Regions from separate parts of the Homo sapiens genome. Here region 2 is linked to region 1. Evidence: chromatin loops called from intact Hi-C (ENCODE). Cell type or tissue: PC-3. All regions are shown on one strand. Links, peaks and the distances in the headings refer to the core of each region. The heading gives the core; the rest is flanking DNA. Region 1 overlaps RNF103-CHMP3 (RNF103-CHMP3 readthrough). Region 2 overlaps RMND5A (required for meiotic nuclear division 5 homolog A).

The links. A loop is a pair of places that touch in the nucleus more often than their neighbours do. Peaks named below come from ENCODE experiments on the same cell type or tissue, not always from the same donor. Only the 100,000 strongest peaks of a DNase experiment are listed, where the experiment ranks them.
Region 2: it touches region 1 in a loop (6-fold over the local background); 8 of 110 quality-filtered maps call a loop at or near these places.

The regions. Positions count from the first base shown.
Region 1 is chr2:86,703,302-86,706,114 of GRCh38, forward strand. All of the region lies in intron 1 of RNF103-CHMP3 (RNF103-CHMP3 readthrough), which reads right to left. Among named protein-coding and RNA genes, the nearest start is that of RMND5A, 16 kb to the right of the region's middle. In PC-3, for the core only: no CTCF peak of the experiment used is centred there; DNase peaks (open chromatin) are centred at 550, 1,310 and 1,570; H3K4me3 peaks cover 1,712 bases; H3K27ac peaks cover 2,067 bases.
Region 2 is chr2:86,763,137-86,765,897 of GRCh38, forward strand. RMND5A (required for meiotic nuclear division 5 homolog A) reads left to right here. Exons shown (of 9, transcript NM_022780.4): 5 at 1,891-2,057; 6 at 2,723-2,761. Among named protein-coding and RNA genes, the nearest start is that of CD8A, 26 kb to the right of the region's middle. In PC-3, for the core only: CTCF peaks have their summits at 1,780 (motif pointing right) and 1,979; a DNase peak (open chromatin) is centred at 1,755.

The DNA of each region.
Region 1 (2,813 bases), core at 133-2,632:
GTGGCTTTTGCTTATGCCTTGGAAAATCATGGAGAGGAGGGTTAGAGAGAAAAGGGCACATGGTACTATGTATACCTACTCTGTTTTTCTTCCATATCACGGGGTGTAGACACTAAGACTGAATGCGCCCATATCTAGGGATTGGAGAAGTACCCCGGATATGATTGGATGAGAAATGATCTATTTCAATGCAATAATGTGTTTTAGCTGATTGTACATTATTGGATAACCATGATCGGGGTTGATTTGGAAAAAGGTGTATAAATTATCCATATTCCTTGCAATTGTGAACCCAACAGTAAACAGAATTATATGAACGAGCTTATTAAAATTTAAAACATAAAATGAGGTTTTACCTTCTGATCTCTTGCATCTTTGCCCTTGAATCAAACATGGATGTGAAATAAAATGATGCATGTTTAAAATGTAGTTATTAAATTCTCCAACTATATCAGTGTTGGAGGCCAAAAGAATGAGGGTTGTGATTAACTCAGTATACCACTGGAGGCTATATGAGTAAACAGCAAACTGTTCTCATAAAGGCAGAATGTTGGCAAACTGACAAATTGCGTCTGCCACCCAGAGGGAACGCTGAGTGCAGTCACGCCTCAGGCGCAAGTGTTTCTTGTGATTAGGCACATCTGAAGCCTGTTAGCAATAATGGGAACCTATGATCAATCAAGCAGCTGACGGATCGCTACCTCCTCCTCCCTGCTCTTTCTATCCAATAAATACGGAGGGCTGTGAAAGCTCAAGGCCCTTGCTCACTAGAAGCAAGGAGCCCCCGACCCCTTCTTTAAAATAGATTCTTTTGTCTTAAGTTTTCATTTCTGCGTTCGTCCTCTTTCATTCAGTCCCGTAGTAACTGTCACAAGCGGCGTTTGTCCTCCTTTGTTCAGTCTCGTAGTGACTGTTACATATTAGGGTATACAAAATTACAGCTAAGAAAAAAATCTTATTCTTTATTGTATTTTTATGGAATTTTATTCATATGGCTTTAGTTTTAGAGACATGAGTTTCTATACTTCTCTTTCATAATGAAGATTACCCTTTTCCTTTTGTTCAAATCAATAAGAAAAAGTGGCTGCAGTTACAAATAAGTTACAGTCACCTACATACAATGGGATGAGGCTCTGGGGGACTTCAGGAGGCAGTGAGTATATTGTGCATGTGGAATGTGAATCACGGGGGTCAGAAGGTAGACTGGGGTAGGCAGCCCCCAGATGGCTCCCAGTGACAGCAGCCTCCTCTTATTCTTGTTCTTGTATAATTCCCTCACATTGATTGTGGCCTGGATCTAGTGACTCGCTTCTAACAAATAGAATGCCAGAAAGGTGAGTCACTTCTGAGATTAGGTTATAAAAATAGGGTGAAGTCTATCTTGCTCTCTTGCTTGCTTATTCTGAGGGGGGCCAGCTGCCTTGTTGTAAGCACCCCACGGACAAGCCCTATGTGGCAAAGAACTGAGAGTGGCCTCTGGCCAACAGCTAGTGAAGAACTGAGGCTGAATCTAACAACCCATGAGGACTTGAATCCTGCCAACAACCACGTGAGTGAGCTTGAAAACAGATGAAGCCTTCAGATGACTGCAGGCTCAGCCAACACCTTAATTGCATCCTGTGAGTGACCCAGCTAAGCACTCCCAGATTCCTGACCCACCTGTGAGACAATGTTAAGTCAAGTTTTGGAGTAAGTTTGGAGTAATTTACAGCTTAATTTACACAGCCCTCAAGTAGCATATGGTCTAATTAAGTAAACTAAGCACATAAATAATAGCTAACAAGTATAATATTTACTATATGCCAGAGATTCTTCTAAGCATTTTACATTTAGTTAATCATTAATCATTTTTATTTATTTATTTTTTGAGACGGGGTCTCACTCTGTCACCCAGACTGGAGTGCAGTGGCGTGATCACTGCTCACTGCAGCCTCAAACTCCCCAGGCTCAGGTAATCCTCCCACCTCAGCCTTCCAAGTAGCTGGGAATACAGGTGCGTGTCACCACACCCAGCTAATTTTTGTATTTTTTGTAGAGATGGGGTTTCGACATGTTGCCCAGGCTGGTGGTCTTGATCTCCTGAGCTCAAGTGATCCACCCACCTCGGCCTCTCACAGTGCTGGGATTACAGGCATGAGCCATCACTCCTGGCCAATCATTAATCTTTATTTCTTTTTTCTTTTTCAGACAGTGTCTTGCTCTGTCACCCAGGCTGGAGTGCAGTGGCATGATCTCAGCTCACTGCAACTGCAACCTCTGTCTTCTGGGTTCAAGTGATTCTCCTGCCTCAGCCTCCCGAGTAGCTGGGATTACAGGCTTCCACCACCATGCTCGGCTTATTTTTTTTTTTTTTTTGTACTTTTAGTAGAGACGGGGTTTTGCCATGTTGGGCAGGTTGGTCTCAAACTCCTGACCTCAAGAGATCTCCCCACCTTGGCCTCCCAAAGTGCTGGGATTACAGGTGTGAGCTACCGTGCCCAGCCAATCATTTCACCTTTATGACAACTCTATTAGGTATTATTACTATCACCATTTTATAAAGAAATTAAGGCAACATGAGGTTAAATAACTTGCTCATGGTCACACAGTAGAGCTGAGTGTCAAACTCAGTTTGGTGCCGGATTTCACGTTCATTTGTACTGCCTCTTGCCATTTCATATACCGTAATAGAAGTATGTACGCTTTGTGGAAGTACTACAGCATGGAGAATGATTGTATCTGTAGGATAAAAGGGTCAGAAGATTTGCAGAGACTTAAGTAGGATTTGAAAGATGGAGGAAAGGGATTCCAGTCAGATGGAATAGCATATGTTA
Region 2 (2,761 bases), core at 262-2,761, 60 kb after region 1:
TGTCTATTTATGAATTTTTCGTTTTTTTCTATTGACTTTTTTAAAATTAAAATTTGTAGTTACTCTATTAGCTCCAGTCTTTGACTTTACAAGCCCTTACACATACATCTCGTATCAGAAAGAGAAAAAAGAAAAATCTTACTGCCTTTCCTTACTTGCTAGTAGGAAAACATACTCATGCTTATATGATTGAAGGGGTGTATAAACTTTTGAAAGTGATCTAATTTAAATGCACTACTTGGAACTGGAAATCTGTAAGGTGCCTGGCAGACTAGAGACTGCAAAAAGCACAGTGCTGTTGGTACTGTTGATTGATGTGGGGCATTCACGAAAGACCACTGCCAGAAGTATTTTGCTGGTTGGCCAGGCACGGAAGCTCACACCTGTAACCGCAGCACTTTGGGAAGCTGAGGCGGGAGGATCACTTGAGCCCAGGAGTTCAAAATCAGCTTGGGCAACATAGTGTTTACAAAAACAATTTTTAAAAAAATTAGCCAGGAATGGCAGCATACACCTGTGGTCCTAGCTACTTCAGAGACTGAGGTAGGAGGATCACTTGAGCCCGAGAGGCTGAGGCTGCAGTGAGCCACGATTACACTACTGCACAGAAGCCTGGGTGGCAGAGTGAGACCCCGTCTCCAAAAAAAAAAAAAGTACATTATTGTCAGCAGGTTTACCTGACTTGGTGTTACCACTTGACTGCATCATTTTAGTGCCAGGCAAGGAACCAAGGCTTACAAATTTAGGTAAATATTTCCAAGATCCAGATGATTAATATTTTTAAAAATCACTTTGACTTTGAAGTCAAAGAAGCCTCATGATTTGACTGTAAGGTGTGAATACATCAGCAAGTTAATTAGAATGTTTACATGCTTGTGCAGCCCTTTCTGGGAAGGTTAGGACCCAGTAAAAGTGCAGCTCTGTGAAGTCCAATCTCAATCAGCAAATTCATTATAAATAATTTGAAAGATTTTACTCTTGTGGTTTATGGAGTTACTGAGATTTTGTATTCTTACCCAGTTCAGATTCTAGTGGTCTTTGGTGAATTAGGTTAGGTGGGGAGTATTTGTCTAACTGATGGTCAAATTAAATAATATAATGCTAACAGCTTCTATATATTAATATATTTAGAGAAATAAAGTACTGTTTCCTTATTGCCTTATTGCAAAATTTGATTTTAACAGCTGGCTATATACTTTCCTGCCTTTGCCCTCACCTGACTTGGTAGTTCCAGTTCAAGATTGATTATTCCAACTGTTCTATAGAAGCCCGAGGGGCTGTATTTTGGCTCATTTAAAATTGAATCTTGTTTTTTCCCTTATTAGAACTATGTTTGTACAAATCATTTTGCACAGTAAGATTTACTGTATGATACTTGTCTAGCTTTATCTTCCTGATCAGATTGAAAGCACCTTGAGGGGAAATAATGGTATTTACTGTTTTTAATCACAAAGTGAACAAAATCTTGCAACTATTGAAAGTTTAAAAGTATAGTTCCCTTTCAGGATCTTTGATTCATGCTTGTATATATTAGGCCAGTTTTGTAGGAAAAGAGCAGTGGATCTAGGCAATTTAATTGTGAATCTCGTGGCTGACACCGCTTCAAAGTGTGGTCCTATGCAAGTTCAGATGCATCATGTGACACATGAGAGTCATTCTAGTGATTGTCTATCTTAATGCTTTTTCTTTCACTGGCTGAAGGGCCTCTGCAAGTGTAGTTATTGGTGGTTACTTTCCTGACAAAGGTCTGGGCCCTAGGGATTGATGTTACCATAGACTTCCACAAGATGGCAGACCAAGCCCCTTTTTTGTTTTACTGGGTTTCAAATAGTTTTTAAGACACCTTGCTTATGCTTTTGATTCTTAAAGTCTTTTTTGCCTTTTCTTTAGGTGGGCAGTGTCAAACCGGGAAATGCTTATAGCTCAAAACAGCTCCTTGGAATTTAAGCTACACAGACTGTATTTTATTAGCTTGTTAATGGGTGGAACCACAAATCAGCGAGAGGCATTACAATATGCTAAAAATTTTCAGCCATTTGCCCTAAATCATCAAAAAGGTGAGTCTAGAGTCAGATGTTATTAATGTTTGAAACAGGGCTATAGCCACCACTGTAACTTAACAGTTCTTAACTAGAGCTAATACCTGTTTGCCAGTAAACAGTTGTAGTTGATAATCACTTACAGGAAAAGTTCTGACTGGCTCTAGACAAAAACAAAAATATTAAAGCCTCTTAGAAGTCAGAGATGTTGCAGATTTTGGAATTCCATATTAAACTTAGAGGAGATGTGAGAAAGAGCAAGGTGTGCACTTGCTCTTTTCCACCCCCACCTGGCTGTATGCTGCTGCTCTTGCCACAGCAAAGTGTCAGAGAGCCAAGGTGGCAACTGTCAACCCCACGAAACTGTGTAGGAAACATTAACTCTGCAGTCAGAGATAATGTGATGACATAATTGTTACTTCTCTAGGTAATGGTAATTATACTATGCTGTAGAGAAGAATTTAAATTATAAGTTCAGTATTTTCACTGCTTTCCTTTTCTTCCCTTTTCTCTCCATGCTGTTTAATTTAGGATGAAGGAAGAAACCAAGCTTAAGGACCAGAATTTTAAAAGACCTGTTAATACATTATTTTAGGCTGTATCAGTATGGGTGGGGGTATTCTTGCTTTTCGCAGCTTATTACTGCAAGCAAACTAATGCTTTCTTGCTGGTGCTTTTTTTAGACATTCAGGTTTTGATGGGAAGCCTTGTGTACCTGAGAC